Linked DNA regions of Homo sapiens: all the other regions are linked to region 2. The links are chromatin contacts, found by Hi-C or POLR2A ChIA-PET in ENCODE. All regions are on one chromosome and are shown on one strand. Each heading gives the region's core, a stretch centred on a gene start or an enhancer-like site at or near the end of the contact. The rest is flanking DNA. Distances are from core to core; before and after follow the strand shown.

Region 1 (5,903 bases), core at 1,409-3,908, 340 kb before region 2:
GAAGATTGCTTGAGGCCAGGAGTTCAAGACCAGCCTGGGCAACATATTATCTAAAAAATTAATTTAAAAAAAGTTAGCCAGGCATGGTGGCATGCAACACTAGTCCCAGCTACTTGAGAGGCTGAGGTAGAAACCTCACTTGAGTCTGGGAGGTCGAGGCTGCAGTGAACTGTGATTGCACCACTGCACTCCAGCCTGGGCAACACAGCAAGACCCTGTCTCAAAAAAAAATCTAGTAGCTGTGTCTCCATCCTTATCATATTCAATTATTCAGTAGCACTCAGCACAGTGATATTTCTCTCCTTCTTAAAACATGCTTTTTGCAGGAAATATTTGGGATACCCTGTACCCCCCATTCCCTTGCACGGCCATGTTCTACTGGCCTTCTCTGGCAGCAGATATGTGCTCAGACTCTATCTTCTACACCCATTGAAGACACCATTGGTTGCAAACCAGCAACATTTTCCCCTTCTCCCTATTGAAACCCCAAGTTTGGCCACCATATGCTTCTGGAGAGAATGAACCCTCCTCACCCCCAGCAGGCAGATCTTAATGAAATTCAGCCAATCATGAAGAGGCATGTGACTCATTTCTAACCAATAAGACTTGATGGAAATCTGCTGGAGGCTTCAGGGAAGGTCTTCTTCCCTCTCAAAACAAGATACAGGAAAGGAAAGTGACTTGTTCTGCTCTTGTGGCTTGTGGATGTTGTTGTGACAGCACGATGTCTAGGGGCTATGGCAGCCAACTTGGACCCACGAACGGAGACCGTGCCATCATGGTAGATGGAAAGATGCAAGGAACCTGGATCCTCAATGCTGCTCTTGAGCCGAATTACCCAACCCTGGGACTGTCCTATCTCAGGACACATTGCATAAAACACATTGGGTTCAGTCTTCATTTACTTATAGCAAAAGTCATCTTGATGGATATACTGCTTGTATGGTAAAACTTCCAGAAACATGACTCCAGCTATAACCTTCTTTCTCACATCACTCCAGACCTACGTGGGATGTTTAATGGACATCTTCCCAAGCAGTCCTACAAGCACTTTAAAAATGTGTCCCAACTTGAATCAATTATCTGCCACATTCCCCAAAAGACTTTTATTCACTAGATAAATGGCATCGCCATCTATGTGATTTCTCTCATGAGTGATCCTCAAGTCTTTTTTCCATTCCTTTATTCATTCATGTAACGAACTCTCATTTACTAAGCTCCTCTATGCACTGGGCATTATGCAAGATGTAGGGGATAACACAGTGACTAAGACAAAGTTCCATCCCTCGTGAAGCTTATATTTCCGGTTAGAGGGAGATATTAAACAATTAACCCATAACTGACAGCAGCTAAGAAATAAACAGGATGTTCTCATAGAAAAATACAGGGAGGCACACACCTAGATAAGGTGATCAGGGGAGGCTTCCATAGGCAGGTAATAAATAAGCTGAGATCTAAATGCACAGCCAAAACCAACTCTGCAAAGCATGAGAAGAGTTTTCTAGGCTGGGCGCAGTGGCTCACGCTGTAATCTCAGCACTTTGGGAGGCCAAGGCAGGAAGATTGCTTGGGGCCAGGAGTTTGTGACCAGCCTGGGCAACATGACGAAAAGTGTCTCTACAACATACAAAAAAATTAGCCAGGTGTGATGGTCCATGCCTTTAGTCCCAGCTACTCTGGAGGCTGAGGTGGAAGGATCACTTGAGCCCAGGAGGCTGAGGTTGTAATGAGCCGTGACTGTGCCACTACACTCCAGCCTGGGTGACAAAGCAAGACCTTGTTTCCAAAAAAAAAAAAAAAAAAGAGCTTTCTAGGCAGAGGAAATAGCAAGTGCAAAGGCCCCAAGGCTGGACCAAATTTGAGCTTTCCAGAAGCCGCGAGGAGGCCAGTGAGGTGGTAATGTGGAGACAGGCAGATCCAGCAGGGCCTCAAAAGTGATGTGTGGATTTTATGCTAAGTGCAGTGGGCAGCCAGGGGAGGAATTTAAACAAGGATGTAACATGATGTGACTCAGGTTTTTAAATGGTCTCACAGGCTATTGCATGGACGATGGCCCATAATAATAAAAATGATCACAGCTAACACTTTGATAGTAGATACTGTGTGCCAGGCATTGTTCTAAGCACATTCCGTATATATTAACTCATTAAGTCCTCCCACCGACCCCATGAGGTCAGCACCATAATCATTCCCATTTTATTGATGAAGAAACTGAGGCACAGAGAATTACAGAAACTTGCCTACGGTCACATAGCCAATAAATCAAAGCCTGGCCTAGAGGAAACAAGGAGACTAGCTACAGGCTGTGGTGCATGTCCAGAAAGGGGGCTGCAGGCAGTGGGGCTTGGATTGGCCCAGGGGAGAAGTGCAAGGGAGGATCCCGCATATAATTTCACGGCGGAGAGGAAAGAACTTGCAGGTGGTCTTATCCTCTGTCCATTCTCACTCCTTTCTCCAGCAGGTTTTTGAACTTGACTTCTGGCTTGGTGGTCTCCCAGCCCACCTTATATTAATAGATGGGGATGTCCTCGCTGTCTCCTCCCCCACCATCCTGCTGTCTGGCACCTCGTTCATCTCACACAACCACTCCCCTTGAAAACAGCCCGACCCTCCTACAGTACAACAGTCTCCACCTTGGTCTTGCCCTGCCCACTCCACACCAGAGATTAAAAGCCAGGCAGCCGCTCCTGGCGGTCAAAGGAGAGCACTTTGTAGACGCTCCCTGGACCCCAGCAAAACTTCTATTGTGTTGCTGGAGACAGAAACAATGCCAGTGGCCCAGTTGCTCCCCAGCCAAAGGTGGCCCCAGCAAACAGTCTCCCAGCCCCATGGATGGGGTGCCTGGGAGTGTTAACAGAGCTCCCTCGGGGACCAGAGGGCCAGGAGAGAAGCAACATGTGCCTGCTGGACACTCCCGTCTACAGCCGGCTGCAGCCCCCACCCACCCACGTGCCTCACTCTAGGCGAAGAAAACCCAAAAGTAGGAGAGGACAGGCCAGAGATGGCTGCTTGACCTTTCAAGGGGAGGCAGGAGTTTCTACAAAGCCTCTGGGAGTCCCCTAAGTATGTGTTCCTACCCTCCAGGGGCTAGGAGGTCACCCTCTCAGTTCCTCATCAGCCTGGGATAGGTTCAGCGGTGGGTGGAAAATATGACCAGCAAGGGGCCTACCCACACCCGGGGCCTGCTTTGGGGCTTTCTTAAAAAGACAGTGCTAGGATCCCAGACCAACAAGACACCTTGTGCAAAGCTCTGTGCTCTAGGCTCTCAGAGAATAGGAAAGCACCCTGTCCTTCTGGGTCAGAGTGGAGTTAAGATGAGTTATGCAGAGGCAGAGATTTGGGGGAGAGATCAAGGAATACTTCATGGAGGAGGGGGCCTTTGAGAGTGCTCTGAAAAAACTGAGAGGATTCCTTTCTTTGCCCTGCCCTCCCTCTTCCTTCTCTTATAAAAAAAAAAAAAAAAAAAACAAACCCTCCCCAAATGACTAATAAATAAAAGACACACAAAAGAGACACATATGCTTTATCTATAATGTATAGGCCGTGTTGTTTTTGAAACTCTTTTCTGCTCTGTAAAGGAATGTGTGTGCATCACGGAAACCTTGGAAAACCCAGAGCAGCATATAGAAGAAAATGAAAATTGCCTCTATTTCCACCATATAGAGATAAAACACTCTTAACTTGTCAGAGTATTCCTTTCCAGGCTTTGGTGGTGTTTTTTCATATTATTACTAAGGTGAAATTTACTTGCAGTGAAATGCACATGTCTGGAATATATGACTCAATGCATTTTGACAAATGTCTACACCCGTGTGTACACCCTTCCAATCGAGATCTAGAACATTCCCCTCACCCCAGAAATTTCCCCCGGGTCCCCTTCCAGTCAGCCCCCATCCTTCTGATTTCTATAAATTAGTTTTGCCTGCCATGTAATTGGAATCATGTGCTATGTGCTTTTTTGTGTCTGGTTTCTTTCACTCAACATAAACAATGTTTTTAGATTTCTCCACGTATCAGTAGCTTGTTCTTTTTCATTGTTGAGTAGTGTCCCATTGTGTGGATAAATCACAGTGTGTTCATCCTGCAAGAATCTTTTGGGTTGTCTCCACTTTGGGGCTATTATGAAAGAGCCACTTATAAATATTGGCCAAGTCTGTGCATGGATGTAGGTTTTCATTTTTCCTGAGCAAATACTTAGGAGTGGGATAACTGAGTCATATGATTAACTTTTATGAGAAATTGTCAACAGTTTTCCAAAGTGGTTGTACCATTTTATATTTCCACCAGCACTATATGAGGGTTCCAATTTCTCGATATCATTACATTTTTTCTTTTTTTTTTTTTTGTTTCTTTTTGAGACAAGCTCTCGTTCTGTTATCCAGTCTGGAGTCCAGTGGCACAATTGTGGCTCACTGCACCCTCAACCTTTCAGGCTCAATTGATCCTCCCACCTCAGCCTCCCGAGTAGCTGAGACCACAGGTACACACTACCACACCCAGCTAATTTTTATATTTTTTTTGTAGACAGAGCATTTTGCCATGTTGCCCAGACTGGTCTTGAACTCCTGGTCTCAAGCAATCTGCCCGCCTCATCCTCCCAAAGTGCTAGGATTACAGATGTGAGCCACCACACCCGGCCTATTATTACTTATTAATTACACAAGTAATACATGAGTATAGTCTCCTGCAAGGCTAAAATACCTTTGGATAACCACCTGGCACCCACCAGTCCCCCCAGAATAACTACCATCAGCAGTTTGGGATGCTGCTTCGCAGACGTTTGCAGACCTTTTCTTGTACATTTATATGTATAGATATATAACATTTTTAGGGGGGGTGGTTGGAGTCTCGCTCTGTCGCTCAGGCTGGAGTTCAGTGGCGGGATCTCGGCTCACTGCAACCTCCGCCTCTGGCATTCAAGGAATTCTCCTGCCTCACCCTCCTGAGTAGCTGGGACTACAGGCACACACCACTGTGCTCAGCTAATTTTTGTGTTTTTAGTAGAGACGGGGGTTTCACCATATTGGTCAGGCTGGTCTCGAACTCCTGACCTCAGGTGATCCACCCACCTCAGCCTCCCAAAGTGCTGGGATTACAGGCGTGAGCCACCATGCCTGGCCTGATATATTGACTGTGCCACTGCACTCCAGCCTGGGAAACAGAGGAAGACCCTGTCTCAAAAAAAAAAAAAGGAATGTTTGTGCATTGCTAAAACCTTGGAAACCCGGAGAAGCATGTAGAAGAAAATGAAAATCACCTCCATTTCCACCATGTAGCTTAAACATCCTTAACATGTCAGAGTATTCCTCTGTTTTCTATAGATATATATATACATATCACTATATATGTGTGATTATATATGTGTCTCCATAGAAATAAACAAAACAATACTAGAAACAAATACAATACTAGAAACAGAACAATACTATGTGTCTTCTATGGATATATATATAGTATTGTTTTGTGGTGACTCTTTTTACAAAAATCTTGCATTATATATTTCTTCATTGTACTTACCACCCAGGCCGTATTGTTTGATTCCCTGCCTAGGATGTTAGCTCAGCTGGGGCAGGGAATTTGTTTTGTTCACTGCTAGATTCCCAGTGTCCAGCATAGAGTGGCTGCTCCATCAATATCTGTGGAATGAAAGGATAGTGGACATATTGTTCTGCAATTTGCTGGCTTCACTCTATAAATATAACTCATAGATCTTTCCACATCCACACTTACAGATCTATTTCCCTCTGTAAACTGCCGCATAGCATATTCTGTGATATGAATGTGCAAAATGTCTTTTACATCCCTCTGTTTGTAGGTTTTAGTAAAATCAGCCAAAGGGTCAGGATTTCTACCACCACATACTTCAAGGAGCTCAACACATTGCCTACTTGGTGGGGAGTGGG
Region 2 (5,605 bases), core at 1,053-3,552:
CTCGTGATCCACCCGCCTCGGCCTCCCAAAAGTTCTGGGATTACAGGCGTGAGCCACCGCGCCTAACCTGCTTATGGAGGCCTAGGAGGGTGGATCACGAGGTTAGGAGTTCGAGACCAGTCTGGCCAACATGGCAAAACCCCGTCTCTACGAAAACTACAAAAATTAACACGGCGCGGTGGCGGGCGTCTGTAATCCCAGCTACTCGGGAGGCTGAGACGGGAGAATCTTTTGAACCAGGGTGGCAGAGGTTGAAATGAGCCGAAATCGCGCCACTGCACTCCAGCCTGGGCGACAGCGTGAGACTGTCTCAAAAAAAAAAAAAAATTCAAACAAACATTTTAAATTACAAACAATGGTAAGACTGTCAGAAAATTCTAGGAAAATGTCAAAAACAAGGAGGCCACTTTGCCGCATGTGTGTTAAGAGATGGGTATAAATCAAAATAGTTTCAGTTCACTAAGGAAATTTAATGCCTAAAACAATCCTAAGATACAGGAGGATCACTCAGGTAAACACACACTCCTTACTCATATAAAATTGAACACCCATAAGTTGCATTTCCTTAGAGTACACCTATAAAACTAAGTACAGAATTTTTAAAAACCCAGTATGTTTTAGTAAAGTTGCTGTTCTAAAAATCCCACCTGTCACCAGGATAACCGAAACTGCTCCCTCTACACTCCAACTGTATTTTTAGTTTTTACCTCAACAAGTAGCAATGCAATTTACACTTGGTAAGCACGGATTCCTGAAACGCCAAAATCAACCGGGAACCTGATTTAACTCCACCACGCTCTTAACAATGAAAGCTACAAGCAGAAGAGAAGTGTGACCTTAAAAACTTCCACACAGCCGAAGAACAGTGGCAGAACAGACTGAAGCACGTATCTTCGCGGAACAGAAGAAAACTTCCACACAAGCAATACTGCAACACGGAGGCGGGGCAAGGGCTTAAAAGGAAAGTCAGCCAACAGGGAGGGGTGAATATAAGCAAAGCTTCCGTGAAAAAAAACTTATCGAGGTGTAGAGCAAGACAAGACAGACAAATTTTTCCATCTCCGTACACCCCCCTTCAGAGCCCAACACACAGCAAGTGCTCTAGATAGGTTTGCTCAACTCAAGGGAAGCTTCTGCCAGCAACTTTCCCAGAAATGGAATGACAAGAAGAAGCTGGATGATGGCGGGGCGGGGAGAAATGGACAGGTTGCTCATCCTGCGGGAGATGGTGAATATCCTGCAGTTGCCTAAGCGGAGATGGAAAGAAACAGCATCCATCGTTTACAGACTGTCAACTACAGTGTCCCAATTAAGCGTACGCCCCTTTCAGATGTTAACAACTGAAAACAATGCCCTGGCTCTGGACATGGGCACGCGGAACACTGCAGCCTCTAAGAAACCCAAACGGATAGGTAGGTCAACTTCTATCCACTCTGCCCATTAAATTATACCTTCATATCACGCTAATAAATTATGCAGACGGTTTACTGGGACACGCTGTGGGTCTGGCACTCTGATAAGCGCTTTACACGCCCCATTTCACTGAACCTTAAGAGGCAGGGACGGTATTAGCAGCCCCTTTTCCAACCAAGACACAAAGACTTTTTAAGTGTCTTGCCTAACGGGGCAGAGCCGGGTTCGGCACCCGTTTTGGACACCTGGGCCGTGCTCTTAACCACTAAGCTACAGACCTGGGCCGGCGACACTGAGAGGCTCCAGCCCTCGGGGACCTGAAGCAGGGACCCCCCCCCCCCCCCGCCTGCGCCCCAGCCCCGGGAATAACTTCGGCATCCCCGCGCGCGCCATGCGGGACGAGGAAAGGCGGCCGCAGCACCTGTTTGTGGCACCGGTGAGGGCTGGAGGGGATGGGGGCGCCCGGGGCCAGGCCTCAGGGCGCCCCGAGGCGAGGGAACGCAAGAGGACCCGCCTCCTCCGGGAAGGCCCCGCGGGCTAGAGAGAGGCCCGGGAGAAGGCGGAGGGGTGCGCGGGCCCGCCGAGGCCTAGGCCCCACCCGCCGCCCACCTCCCCACCGCGGCGGCGCCCGCGAGGGCCCCACCAGGCCCGGCCCGGCCCGGCCGCCTCACCTGGCTGCTGCTCCGAGCTCGTCCCCCGGCCGGCGGTCCTGGGCGGTGGCGGCGAGGAGGGGAAGGAAGAAGGAAAAAAGGGAGAGGAAGAAGGGACGAAGGGAGGGAAGAGGCGGAGTGGCCGTGGAGGAGGCGGGCGCCGCCGGGCCGGGGGGGGGAGGCGGTCAAAGGAAGCGGGAGCCGAGAGAGACGCGGCAGCCGCCGGCGCAAACGCTGAAGAGCCGCTCAGGCGCCCGCAGCCCGGCAGGAAGTGACGGGGGAGGGGCAGGCGCCCGCCCCCGGCCCCCGCCCGCCTCCAGGCCCGGCCCCGGCCCCACCCCCACCCACGGTCCGAACCACAAGTTCCGGCTGGCACTGCGGCGGAGCCTGCGCTCGCAAGGCACGCCGGGGGCCCAGCGGGAGGAGCGCCCTGTCCCGCCTGGACCGCAGCGGCCCGTCCTGAGTCCCGGGGCCTGCCGGGAGTTGTAGTTCTGGTGGGAGTTTCGCGCTGCCTGCTGGACTCGAAGCGGGTCTGGGAGAACCCAGCCTACCTTCTTTCCTCCTCCACTTCCTTTTTCCTTCCTTGCTGTCGCTTCTTCCTCTTGTCCTGCCTCTGGCCTTCCTTTCTCTCCTTCCTGCAGTTGTTTCTTCCTCCATCTGTAAATGTTCATTAAATGCTTGCCATATGCAAGGCATTGCTCCAAGAGCTAAGAATGTAGTGGTGAACTGACAAAAATCCCTGCCCTCGTGGAGCTTACATTCTTGTGTAAGTAAAATACACAATAAATAAAATTGAAAAATGTGTAGTGAGATAAAAGACAATGGCCCGGGCGCGTTGGCTCAGGCCTCTAATCCCGGCACTTTGGGAGGCCGAGGCGGGCGGATCACTAGGTCAAGAGATCGAGACCATCCTGGCTACCACGGTGAAACCCCCGTCTCTACTGAAAATACAAAAAATTAGCCGGGCGTGGTGGCGGGCGCCTGTAGGTAAACAGCTACTCGGGAGGCTGAGGCAGGAGAATCGCTTGAACCCGGGAGGCGGAGATTGCAGTGAGCTGAGATCGCGCCGCTGCACTCCAGCCTTGGCGACAAAGAGACACTGGTCTCAAAAAAAAAAAAAAAAAAAAAAAAAAAAAAAAAAAAAAAGACGAGAAGTGCCAGATTACTATTTATTTCACCCAGACCTAGATAAACTAAGTGGTTTTTAGCAGCTGTATTGTATGGGAGGTTGGAGAGAGGGTGGCCAGTAAAGAATCTTGGCCAGGCGCAGTGGCTCACGCCTGTAATCCCGGCACTTTGGGAGGCCGAGGTGGGCGGATCACCTGAGGTCAGGAGTTCGAGACCAGCCTGACTAACATGGTGAAACCCCGTCTCTACTAGCCGGATGCAGTGGTGGGCGCCTGTAATCACAGCTACTTGGGAGGCTGAGGCAGGAGAATCTCTTGAACCCGGGAGACGGAGGTTGCAGTGAGCCGAGATCACGCCATTGCACTCCAACCTGGGCAACAGAGTGAGACTCTGTCTCAAAAAAAAAAAAAAAAAAAAAAAGAATCTTGAACTTCTGCACACTCAGCGAAAATTATGCTCGCGTTGTGAGAGGTCCAAGAAACTGAGAATGAATGAAGGAACTGCAGGTGCACAGAGCTTCTCTCTCCCGCTCACTCTGGGACTGCCGCCCCACTATTTAAAAATAATTCTCTCTTTCTTAAATGTCTCTCAATCTAATAATTGCTCAATCTCTCTTGCCAACGGAATATAAATTCAAAATACGAGCTGCTGTGTCTGAAGAGGCCCCTCCAAACAAGGCTTTGGAGCCTTAGCGAAGCCTGGGAGGACACTTGCCTCCTTACATTGCTTCTTGTGAAGTGCAATGACACTGAATTTCAGAACACCAAAAATAGTCAAAGGACTTTCACCGTCCCTTTAGTGCCCATCCAAGACAGTAGTAAGCAACATTCAGATATTGTCCAGCCCTCTGCTAAAAGTGATCTTTTCTTTCTAACTTCCAAGCAGTGTGGATCCCATACCTCCTTGGGTAAAGGAGCAGATGCAGAGAGGTCTCCCTAAACCCAAAGCTGCGCACAATCAGACAATCTCGTCAAAGGTGATTTTGCTATCACCCATAGGGACAAAAGTGGTGGGTCTATGACTTCCAGTCTCAATTTTCTTCCCTCTTTCCTCCTTCCGCATCTTTTTTGTTTTTTTCTTGAGACAGGGTCTCGCTCTGTCACCTAACTAGAGTGCAGTGGCATGAGCACAGCTAACTGCAGCCTCAACCTCCTGAGCTCAAGAAATCCTCCTACCTCAGCCTCCTGAGTAGCTGGGACCACAGGCATGTGCCACCACTCCCAGCTAATTTTTTAATTTTTTATAGAGACAGGGTTTTACTAAGTTGCCCAGGGTCTTACTAAGTTACTAAGTTGACCAGGCTGGTCTCAAATTCTAGGCTCAAGCAATCCTCTTGCCTCAATCTTCCAAAGTACTGGGGGGATTATTCCAGGTGTGGGCCACCATACCTGACCAGGAGTAGGTCACCTAGATTTGTTTTCTTCTGTTTGTACCTAGAAACTATCAGTCAAGTTCTCTTCCAAGGTCCTGAAGACCTCTTGAGTCTTGCTAAGTAATTAAGGAATCATTTTTCTTTACCTTGAGAAAAAGATGGAAGCTGTGTGTTCTTGGTTCACAAGAAACTGTGAGCATTAAGTATGTTACGATAAATTATGTGTGTTCCTTCTCACAAGATAAATTATGTGCATCTGTACTAAGGAATGGGAACATGCAAAACTCATAAAAGCCCTGTGAGATGCTGAATTTTTTTTTTTTTTTTTTGAGACAGAATCTCACTCTGTTGCCCAAGCTGAAGTGCAATGGTGTGATCTCGGCTCTCTGATGCAAAGCTCATAAAAGCCCTGTGAGACATTTATTTTTATTTTTAATTATTTTTTTTTTTTGAGACAGAGTCTCCCTCAGTCACCCAGGCTAAAGTGCAGTGGCGCGATCTCGGCTCACTGCAACCTCCACCTCCCGGGCTCAAGCAATTCTCCTGCCTCAGCCTCCCGAGTAGCTGAGACTACAGGCGCTTGCCACCATGCCCTGTAATTTTTGTGTTTTTAGTACAGACGGGGTTTCGCCATGTTGGCCAGGCTGGTCTCGAACTCCTGGCCTCAGGTGATCCACCCGCCTCGGCCTCCCAAGGTGCTGGGATTACAAGTGTGAATGTTAACCTCTGATGAATTATCTGTTCCACTCTCATAGCCTCTTAGTAGAACTTTGCACCCTTATAATTTTCAATTATCTGTTGAGTATATCTATTAGGCTAGAACTAAGTGATCAACTTCCATGACAGCAGAGACTCAGCCTGTCTTAGTAGTCATGATGGTCCCTGGCCCATAACACAGTGCCAGGGACACAATAGTACATGATAAATTTCCGTAGACTGCTGAAAAATTACAGCCTTGCTTATCTCTGCGCAAGTCCCTAAGAAACAGGGAACACCTGTAGGGTTGATTGGTGTATGTCAGGGTCACCTGTGGTATGTGTAG
Region 3 (5,277 bases), core at 1,759-4,258, 480 kb before region 2:
ACAGCAAGAAAGCCTAAGGCCTCGAAGAAGTACAAGGAGGAACTGGGATTTGAACCCAGGCTGCCTGGTGCTGCTCATGGTTGTGGTAAGCAATAAATGAGGTACTGTAGGAAAAGCACCAAGTACATATATAGTAAGCACTCAATATATGCGAGCCATTAGCATTCTCCTTGCTGTATGACAACACGCTAGCTGTAACTGTGAGCAGCAATTTGCCACAAAAGGGTATTGTTCTGAGCACTCCCTGGAGTAAACCAACTTCAAACACATCCCTTCTTCATTCACTTATTTTCTTCCCTGTCCGAAAACAAACATCCTATTTTCTGAAGACCAGGTCCTAAGATTCCCAAGGCCCAGCTGGTCTGCATCATCAGGCCCCTGGGACTTTGCTGAGCTCTTGCCACGCACCCAGGCAATGTGCCCAAAGGATGCAAAAGAAGGGAGATGGAGCCCTGCTCTTCCTCTGGAGGCCCCAGCAATGAGGCTGGAAAGGCACTTCCCTGGGGGCTTGAGAAAGGCCCAGAGAGCAGCACCATATCCTGAAAATGCTGGTGATCAATCAAAAGAGAAGCAAGCCCAGAAGGCTTCAGGAGGAAGCAACACAAAGGCAGGCAGGGCACCCAGGGCCAGCTCTGCTAATGCGGAGTGTATTTCGACTCATTCTTCACTCAGCAAATACTGGCTGAGCAACTGGTGTGAGCCTGAGCTGTGGAGGCTGGGCAAAGAACAAGATGGTCCTCTGGGAGCTCATGGTCAAGAGTAGACCGGTCAACAAGGTAATGACTATTACTACTACCAACAGTAACAACAGCTAATACTCAGCAAGCCCTCAAGCTCCTGTCAAGCTCATTTGATCCTCATGTCAACTCTCTATCAGGTAGGCACCATTATTCTTCTCGATTGGCAGATGCAAGACCTGAGGCACAGAGAGGTCAGACCGTTTGTCCAAGGTCACACAGCACATCTGAGCCCACCCAGTCTGACTCCAGAGTTTGTGCTCTAAATCCCCGTGCTATTTACGACTTTTCAGACAGTTAAGTACAAATACTTTCCTCTCAAATAAATATATAATTTATAGAATTAAAGGGACAATGAGTGAGGGAAGTGCCGTGGTCTGAGAAGGTCTCTCTGGAAAGACAGGCTTGCGAGCGAAGCTTGAATGAGGTGAGGCCACGGGCCACACTGCGTCTGCAGGAACAGCACTCCAGGAAGGAGAAGAGCACGTGCAAAGGCCCTGAGGCAGCGAGAAGCAGCAGGGAGGCCAGCGGAGCTGCAGCAGAGCAAGTGAGCGAGAGGGATGGACCACAGATTCAGACAAGCATGCCAAGGCCAGATCACATGAGGCCGCAGTGGGGTGTTTGGGTTTCCTCCCAAGAGCCATGGGGAGGTGATGGGGGTATGAGCAGAGGCCTGACACCACCTTCTCACCCTTTAAAGGACCTCCCTGGCTGCTGACAGGAGGATGCACGGGATGGAATGTGCAGTGAATATAAAGTGGGAAGACCAGTTATGGCTACTGCCAAAGTCCAGGCAAGAGCAGAGGGTGGCACAGAAGCTCTGTGCCTCATTCACTCCATGCATGCATGTATCCACTCAGCCAGGCTCCAGTGTACCTGGCCCCATGTTGGGCTCTCTGTTGTACACAGATGACGGCAGACACTCCCCTAAGCCATCAGCCTGCTTGTAGGCATGTCCACAAAGTTACAATATAAGACCGTGATCTTATGACCATATTCAGTAATTCCATTCGATCCTGCAAAGCTACCCCAGTCCCAGGTTCCCTGAAGTGGTTTTTGGCATCTGGACCTTTGTGAGGCCAGCCGAGGCCAGGGAGTGAATGTGGCCAGTCAGCTCCCGGTGGGCAGGGACAGAGGCTGCCAGTTAGTGAGACCCCCGCCCCAGGTTCTACCCATCATCCCTTTCATCCAAAGCAGGGGTCAAATGACAGTCCAAGGACTGAGTCCAACCCATCACCCGTTTTTGTAAAAAAAAGTTTTGTCGGAACCAAGTATCCTCATTTCACTGATATATTGTCAGTGGTTGCTTTTACACTACAATGACAGATTGTATGGACCCCAAGGCCTAAACTATTTACTATCTGATCCTTTAATGGAAAAGTTTGCTGGCCCTTTGTTAAAAGCAACAGAACTGATTCTTAGCTGAGCATGAGGGCACCTGGAATAAAGGCCACACGCCCAGTCTGCCTGGACACAAGGTTCTCATGGATGGGGCGCGAGCAGAAGTGCCGGGTGCAGTTTCCCTTCTCCTTTCCCTCTTCCTTGGCTGGAATGTGGGCATGGTGCGAGCACCTGAAACCCTGGTGGTGAGGGGCACACCTCAGGGTTGGCAGAACTTGGTGCTGTCAGCATGGAGCCACCATGCTGCCCTGGACTGCCTTGACAGAAATAAGCTTAGACGTTGTTTAAGCCACTCTTGTTTCAGAGCTATGTCACTGCAGCTAAAACATATCCTATTACAAAAGACCCCACCGTGTTGTGGCACTTGGGATAAATTCACCATGAAACTGTGTTCTTCCTTCTGCTGGCTCTGTTAAGCTTGGCCATCAGTGAAATTACTTTGCCTCCCAATGGCCCTAGCAGGCAGGTGCTTTTACTATCCCCACTTGACAGATGAGAAAGTTGAGGCTCACACAGAGGCAAGGTCCCCTACCCAAGGGCACGGACAGCTAAGCGGCTACACGGTCCAGCTCCAGAGCTCACATTTCTGAATCACTATTCTGTGATTCTCCAGCCTGAGGCCCTGGGCCTCTTCCCACCTCCCCCAACAAATAGGAAGCTCTCACCACTTTTATTCTTGAAGCTAAAACCTGATGGGTCCATGGCACCCCTCTGATGGGCACTGCCACCATATCTGCTCCTCCCAAACCCTGGAAGTTGGAATCTCAGTGACCCTCCTCCAGTGGTTCCCTGTGGGGCTGCCAACACCCAGTAGTTAGTAAAAGTGAAAAAAAGGCTGCTTCCCTTTTCTATCTGTCCGCCTCTATCTCTATTCTTGCTCTAGGTCAGTGGTAGGGGTAGGGAATTGAAACCAAGCAAGACCTGGCCAGGCCCATAGCTGGACCAAAACCGCAGGGGAAGTGTTAGCTTTGGTGTCTTGGTTCACGGGGCATGTTGGCTCCACTCTGTGGAGCTCCAAAAAATGAGGGCCCATTCCTGCCTCCAGGCCTTTGGACTTGCTGTTTCCTCTCCCGGCACACTCCTCAAGATCTCAAGAAGTAACGGCCACAGTGGCTCACGCCTGTAATCTCAACACTTTGGGAGGCCCAGGCAGGCAGATCACGAGGTCAGGAGTTCGAGACCAGCCTGGCCAGCATGGTGAAACCCCGTCTCTATTAAAAATACAAAAATTAGCCGGGCGTGGCGGCACGTGCCTGTAGTCCCAGCTACTTGGGAGGCTGAGGGAGGAGAATCAGTTGAACCTGGGAGGCGGAGGTTGCAGTGAGCCAAAGGTTGCGGTGAGCCAAGATTGCGCCACTGCACTCCAGCCTGGGTGACAGAGCAAGACTCCATCTTAAAAAAAAGAAAAAAGAAGAAATAACACAAGCCAGGCATGGTGGCTCACGCCTGTGATCCCAGCACTTTGGGAAGCCAAGGCGGGCGGATCACCTGAGGTAAGGACTTCAAGACCAGCCTAGCCAACATGGCAAAACCCCATCTCTACTAAAAATATAAAAATTAGCCAGGCATGGTGGTGCACACCTGTAATCTCAGCTACTTGGGAGGCTGAGGCAGGAGAATCGCTTGAACCCGGGAGGCAGAGGTTGCAGTGAGCCAAGATTAAGCCCCTGCACTCCAGCCTGGGCAACAGAGTGAGACTCCATCATAAAAAAAGAGGCAACATAGTACTGTATAAAGATAGGCCTAGAGATCAATGGAAAAGAATTGTAGGCGGTGGCCAGCAGTTCAAGACCAGCCTGGGCAACACAGAAGGACACCATCTTTACCAAAAAATTTTAAAAACTTAGCCAGACACAGTGATGTGCACCTGTAGTTCCAGCTTTTGGAAGGCTGAGGTGGGAGGATCACTTGGGCCCAGGAGCTCCAGGTTACAGTGAGTTATAATCGGGCCACTGCACTCCAGCCTGAGTGACAGAACGAACCTGTCTCTATTATCTCTTTTAAAAAAAAAAAAGAGAGAGAGAGATAGGTTGATAGGTGCAGCAAACCACCATGGCACATGTAGACATATGTAACAAAGCTGCACATTCTGCACATGTATCCCAGAACTATAAAAAAAAAAAAAAAAAAAGAAAATCAAAAGTAAAAATCAATGCATATCAAAAAAAATTGAGAGTCCAGAAATAAATCCTTACATTTATGGTCAGTTAATTTTCCACAAGGATGCCAAGGCAATTAAATGGACAAAAGAACTGTCTTTTCAACAAATGATGCAACTGAATATCCATGTGCAACAAAATGAGGCTGGCCCCTTCCTCATGCCACACACAAAAATGGACTCAAAATGGATCACAGACCTAAATGTAAGAACTAAAACTATAAAACTGTCAGAGAAAACACAGGAGTAAACCCCTTGTGACCTTAAGTTAGGCGAAGTGCTCTTAGATATGACCAAATGCACAAGCAACTTAAAAAAAATAGATAACGTGAATTTCACCACAATTTAAAACTTCTGTGCTTCAAATGACACTACCCCAACGTGAAAGCCAAAAAATAAATAAAATTTAAAAGGAAGGGAAAAGACAATCTGCCTAATGAGGAAAATAGTATCAATTACACATCTGATGAGGAACTTGTACCCAGAATATGTAAAGAACCCTTACAACTTAACAACAAAAAGATAAATAATACAAGTAAAAAACAGGCATAGGACTTGAACAGACATTTCTCCAAAGAAGATACACAAATGTCCAATAAGCAGATGAAAAGATGTTCAACATCATGTGGGAAAATGCAAAACAAAACCAAAATGAGATACCACTTCACATCTACTGGAATAGCTATAATCCAAAACATGAATAACAACTGTTGGTGGAGATATGAAAAAAATAGAGCCCTCCTACATTGCTGGTAAAAATATAAAATGCTGCAGCAGCTTAGGAAAGCAGTTGGGCAATTCCCTTGAGACACCATGATCCAGCCATACCTGAAGCCATCTATCCATGGCTTGTCAGTTATGTGAGCCTATTTATTTTTTACATATATATGTTGTGTAAGTCAGCTTGGGCTAGTTTTTCCATCTCTTATTTGAAAAAGTTCCTACTGCTTCACAGTCTCAGAGGGAGTGCACAGATATGGA
Region 4 (5,335 bases), core at 841-3,340, 480 kb after region 2:
TCTCTCCTTCCCCCATATACAAAATACACAGATAAGACACAATAAAAATTAAGGAAAAACAAAATGTGCCAAAGGAATGTTGAAGTTTGATTTCTGCCATGCTAGAGTATCTGCAAAACCTGCATTATCTTTTTAGACCAATATTTTGTGGAAAAAGCACAACCTGAAAAATAATTCAACCTTACCCCCAAACAAGCAGATGATCAGTGTTCACTGCTCTGCACAACAGGTAAAGAAAGAATCTGCTTATTCTGCTTATAAAGAGATGGATTCCTATACAACTAATAATGCATTTATTGAGTCCTTATGTGCCAGCACCTTTCCAAATGCCTGTGTTTTATCTCATTTCATCCTCACAATAACTGAGAGGCAGGTTGTTACCATCAATTTAGAGATGAAAAAAACTCAGGTCTGAATACGCAATCTGACCATGTGGAGCCAAGATTTCACAGCAGGCTTTGTCTCCAGAGTCCAGATTTTTAACAAACATGCTCTACTGCCTCTCAGATGCTCAATCCCCTGAATCCACAGCTACTATGCTGCCCACACTTTGTTTGATTCCTTTTACTTGGATCTTTTTGAAGTGTTTTTTTTTTTTTGGCTTGTGTTGTTGTTGTTTTTTTTGAGACGGACTCTCGCTGTCACCCAGGCTGGAGTGCAGTGGCGCGATCTCAGCTCACTGCAGGCTGCGCCCCCCAGGGGTTCACGCCATTCTCCTGCCTCAGCCTCCCGAGTAGCTGGGACTACAGGTGCCTGCCACCTCGCCCGGCTAATTTTTTTTGTATTTTTAGTAGAGACGGGGTTTCACTGTGTCAGCCAGGATGGTCTCGATCTCCTGACCTTGTGATCCACCCGCCTTGGCCTCCCAAAGTGCTGGGATTACAGGTGTGAGCCACCGCGCCCGGCCTGTTGTTGTTTTTGACAGGATCTTGCTCTGTCACTCAGGCTGGAGTGCAGTGGCACGATCATGGCTCACTGCAGTCTTAACCTCCCTGGCTCAAGCAGTCCTCACACTTTGGCCTCCCAAAGTGCTGGGATTATAGGTGTGAGCCACCCCGCATGGCCAATATTACCTGGATCTTTACTGTCAACATGTCATATATTTCAGGCTTCCAATATTCCACTTCAGGAGTGGGTGCCAATACTCACGCTATAATGCATCCCCCAAATTTTATAAGTTTGAAGCTCTAATGTGAATCATGAATTTTTCCATTTTAAATCTGCTTAAAATGCTGGATACTCATACTATGCATTACATACATTAACATACATTTAAGAGAGAAAATACAGCTTTTTTAAGATACAAGGAATTTTTGGCAGCAAAATTTACACCCATTGTCTTATCTATTTAAATATTTTGGAGCAACCGTGTGACAATTTTCATACAAAAAGTGTTTAAAGAGAACTGGGAGGAGGGGGGACACATACACACATTAACAAAGTAAATAATACAAAAAAATATTTTGGGGGAAAAATTGATTTGAGGAAACTTTTGCTTTCCTAATCCTTCTCATTTGAGGCAGAAAAATCACAAAGTCATTCGTAGGTTTCATTTTTCACCCTAATTACTATTCCTAGCTATTAAAAAAATCCAAGTGGTAAAAATTAACAGCTATGAAGTACCCTATAAACATTTCCACTGACCTATTAGTCTACCATCTGTTAAATTATTAAACTGTACATAAGATTAGACATGAAAATGCTGTCTAAACAGATACTAGATGGCTGGGTAGCCTATGGTAAGTACTTTACTGATCTAAGCTTCAGCTTTGCTTCCCCCAAAATTCTTAATAGCATGACCAGTTATCAACCCTCAGAAGTACCAATATCCACATGCACAGCCACATAACCTCAGTATAAGCTTGGGTGGGAGAAAACTGTAAATTACCTTGCTGGTTCCATTGAAACTGAACACGTACACTTATCAAAACAACCCTGCGGAGAATGGGTGGGGGTGGGGGGGGCGTCAGGGTATGACGGATGTTGCTGATGGGAATGTGCTAGAGGCACAAGACCAGCACTGCCACACTCCTCTGTGGAACTGAAACCAGAACAAAGGCTCTGCTCCCCTCACCTCCGCACCCCCTCGTCCTAATCTCTGTCCGTCACCGCCCCCACTCCACCGACCAATCCCTGTCCCTGAATTGCCTTGTGGTTCCAGCCTCCCACCCCCACTGACACCTCCTCTGTATGAACGTGCTTTTGTGACACCCGCTCATACTAAGCTTTTTTTTTAGACAGTGTCTCGTCCTGTCACCCAGGCTGGATTGCAGTGGCACAAACACAGCTCACTGCAACCTCAACTTCCTTGGCTCAAGCAATCCTCCTGCCTCAGCCTCCTGTGTAGCTGGGACCACAGGCGTACACCACCACATCTGGTGAATTTTTTTATTTTTGTAGAGGTAGAATCTCACTTTGTTGCCCAGGCTGGTCTCAAACTCCTGGGCTCAAGCAATCCTCCTGCCTCAGCCTCCCAAACTGCTGGGATTACATGTGAGAGCCATCATGCCCAGCCAATACTAAGCTTTAATGTCCCTTTCCTAGCTTTTCCTGGTATCATCCCACCCCCAAGATTAGAACTGCCTACACCTATCTTTGGGCTCTTTCTCAACTGATACACCAACTTCTATCCATGACCTCTACAAATTTGAGCATGTCTCTCTCTTCCAATAGACTGTAAGCTCCTTAAGAGTACAGACAGTCTTATTCTTTTCTTCATCAACTTCTGATAAATAGTAGGCATTTAGCTATTTATTAAAGAATTACATAGGCTGGGCGTGGTTGCTCACACCTGTAATCCCAGCACTTTGGGAGGCTGAGGCAGGTGGATCACCTGAGGTCAGGAGTTCGCAACCAACCTGACCAACATGGAGAAACACCGTCTCTACTAAAAATACAAAATCAGCCGAGCATGGTGGTGCATGCCTGTAATCCCAGTTACTCGGGAGGCTGAGAAAGGAGAATCACTTGAACCTGGGAGGCGGATGTTGCAGTGAGCTAAGATCGCGCCATTGCACTCCAGCCTGGGCAACAAGAGCGAAACTCCACCTCAAAAAAAAAAAAAAAAAGAATTATAGCTTGGCACACAGATGCTGTGATAGCCGGAGGAGTTGCCTTGCTTTTTTAAGGTAGAAGTATACTGGTTTTTCTGCAACCACAAAAAAAAAGGCTATAAGCCAGAAAAGGTCATAGTGAAACTGATACTTCACCAACTGTGCTGGTGTTCGTGCAGACTGGTATAAACCCTTTGGGAAAACTATTTGCAAATTCAACAATAGCCATAAAAATGCTCATACCTTCTGAGCTAGCAAAGTATCCTAAATATGAGGCTATTCTATGCACAAAGTTTTTACTTACATTATTTCTAAAAGCAAAATCTTGGGAAACAACTCAAAATCAACAACCAGCAGCTCTCAGTGCTGCTCTGCCTGTGGAGTAGCCAGTTTCTTTTCTTCTCTAATAAACTTGCTTTCACTTACTAAAACAACAGCACATAAACTGTGACACAAAACTTGACGGAATCTTACACATCTTTAAAAGTGAAAACTATGCAACCTTATCACCATACACCTTATGTATAATATTTAGCATAGACTATCACATTTTTAACAACATGAAAAAAGTTCTGCTATATCTTGACAACTATTGCTAAGGAATAAGAACATGTATCAGGCTAAAACAGACTTGAGGCAAATTTACCAACCTGCTTTGCTGTTAGGGAGTAACAGTGATGTGAGATGACCTTTTTTCCTTCTGTTTTACCAATGTTCTTTACAACAGTAATGATTTATTTTTTTGAGACAGGGTCTTACTATGTTGCCCAGGCTGGTCTCAAATTCCTGAGCTCAAGAGATCTTCATGCCTTAGCTCCCAAGCAGCTGGGACTACAGGCATGCATCATGGTGTCTGACTGAGTGAGGGTTTAAAAGAATGCAATTCTATAGCAAAAAGTTGAATTTCTTCAACACTGAACTGCTATCTGCCTACAACTAAGTTTCTTCTAACCCTTTGCAAACATGTAACGTAAAATTTTAAGTTGACACTACAAACTGCTTGTCTAAATGAGTCAAAAGACTGATACCTGTTCTACCAAAGCCTCACCAACATTCAGAGGCTTTGGTGGAACAGGTATCCCACACCTTGTTGATGGAAACAAATTGATATAACCTCTAGAGAGGTTGGCAATACAGATCAAAGTGAAATGTTCATACTCTAACCCAGTAGTTCCTACTTTCAGGTATTCATCCTAAAGAAATAATTGGATAAATAACAAATGTGTTCAATACTGTTTATCTCAGTGCTACTTATAAAAGCAAAACTCCAACCTATCTATGCACCAAAAGGGTCTGGAAAAAAAATTATGGCAAAATCAGACCATGACTAACTCAGCTATCACTGAAATAATGATTATTGTTTTAGAAGTACTCACTATTTAAAAATCATACCGTGCAGGCCAGGCACGGTGGCTCATGCCTATAATCCCAGCACTTTGGGAGGCCAAGGTGGGCGGATCACCTGAGGTCAGGAGTTCAAGATCAGCCTGGTCAACATGGCGAAACCCCATCTCTACAAAAAATACAAAAATTAACCGGGTGTGGTGGTGCATGCCTGTAACCCCAGCTACTCAGGAGGCTGAGGTGGATCACTTGAACTTGGGAAGCAGAGGTTGTGGTGAGTTGAAATCATGCCACTACACTCCAGCCTGAGTGACAGAGTGAGACTCTGTCTCAAAAAATAATAATTTTCTGAGATTATGTCTGCATTTGTGCTAAATAATTTACGCTAGGAGCAGTAATAAAAGCAGAGATGAAGCTATTGATTCAAGACGGTATATACATTGTATATATACTACATACAGTATATCACATTTGTGTTAAAGACACAAAGGAAAATATAAGCCTAGAACAGTTTTAGAAATCACTTATCAAGATGTTCAGTGTTTTTTATCTCTGTGTGGCAGAATTACAGGTCATCTGGGTTGTCTTTTCTTTGTTACAATGCAACATTTCCATGAACATCAGAACCCTGTAAGATAAGGAGGTTCTCTGTTCCACTAGTGAAAAACTGCAGTAACCAAATCTGTTTAAATCAACTGACCCAAAATTTCAAAGTTTCCAAAGTTACTGAGAACCCCTTTTCACACAGCATCTACTTTATGAGCACCCTTTAGGAATGCTGCCTTTGGGCAGGGTCTTTTTCTTTTCATTTTTTTTTAAAACAATAATCAATAAATTTTTGTATGGGGTCGGGGGAAGCACAAAAACACAACCTTCTGCCTTAGTAAGAGATTCCTCCCCTCTTCATTGCTCCAGACCCTAATAATTCCCCTAATCTC

Evidence for each region. A loop is a pair of places that touch in the nucleus more often than their neighbours do. ChIA-PET counts read pairs that join two places held with the same protein, here RNA polymerase II (POLR2A). Pooled maps may share reads with other maps.
Region 1: a pooled map shows a loop between it and region 2 (2.9-fold over the local background). The contact joins the enhancer-like site here to the promoter of STAU1 in region 2. A Hi-C loop is called at or near these places in 3 of 50 pooled maps. POLR2A ChIA-PET finds 5 or more read pairs at or near these places in 2 of 52 experiments (H1 and activated naive CD4-positive, alpha-beta T cell).
Region 3: a loop to region 2 is called in a pooled map, with 3 times the contacts of the local background. The contact joins the enhancer-like site here to the promoter of STAU1 in region 2. A Hi-C loop is called at or near these places in 2 of 37 single-sample maps with no recorded cell type and 2 of 50 pooled maps.
Region 4: a loop to region 2 is called in a map with no recorded cell type, with 8 times the contacts of the local background. The contact joins the enhancer-like site here to the promoter of STAU1 in region 2. A Hi-C loop is called at or near these places in 1 of 37 single-sample maps with no recorded cell type and 2 of 50 pooled maps. POLR2A ChIA-PET finds 5 or more read pairs at or near these places in 3 of 52 experiments (GM12878, activated CD4-positive, alpha-beta T cell and activated naive CD4-positive, alpha-beta T cell).

Annotation. Positions count from the first base shown.
Region 1 is chr20:48,843,918-48,849,820 of GRCh38, forward strand. It overlaps a transcript of PREX1 not described here. Among named protein-coding and RNA genes, the nearest start is that of PREX1, 19 kb to the left of the region's middle. RefSeq lists an enhancer at 2,797-3,076. Within about 2 kb of position 2,659, at least 5 of the 41 ENCODE cell types and tissues checked have a DNase peak (open chromatin) inside an H3K27ac peak, as active enhancers do.
Region 2 is chr20:49,186,032-49,191,636 of GRCh38, forward strand. STAU1 (staufen double-stranded RNA binding protein 1) reads right to left here and starts at 2,303. Exons shown (of 14, transcript NM_017453.4): 1 at 2,085-2,303. RefSeq lists an enhancer at 1,047-1,116 and silencers at 1,517-1,676, 1,907-2,576.
Region 3 is chr20:48,709,608-48,714,884 of GRCh38, forward strand. The region is part of intron 5 of PREX1 (phosphatidylinositol-3,4,5-trisphosphate dependent Rac exchange factor 1); the gene reads right to left. Among named protein-coding and RNA genes, the nearest start is that of PREX1, 120 kb to the right of the region's middle. RefSeq lists enhancers at 3,186-3,295, 3,336-3,385. Within about 2 kb of position 3,009, at least 4 of the 41 ENCODE cell types and tissues checked have a DNase peak (open chromatin) inside an H3K27ac peak, as active enhancers do.
Region 4 is chr20:49,666,646-49,671,980 of GRCh38, forward strand. All of the region lies in intron 1 of B4GALT5 (beta-1,4-galactosyltransferase 5), which reads right to left. Among named protein-coding and RNA genes, the nearest start is that of B4GALT5, 45 kb to the right of the region's middle. Within about 2 kb of position 2,091, at least 10 of the 41 ENCODE cell types and tissues checked have a DNase peak (open chromatin) inside an H3K27ac peak, as active enhancers do; they include GM12878, where a contact is called at or near this core.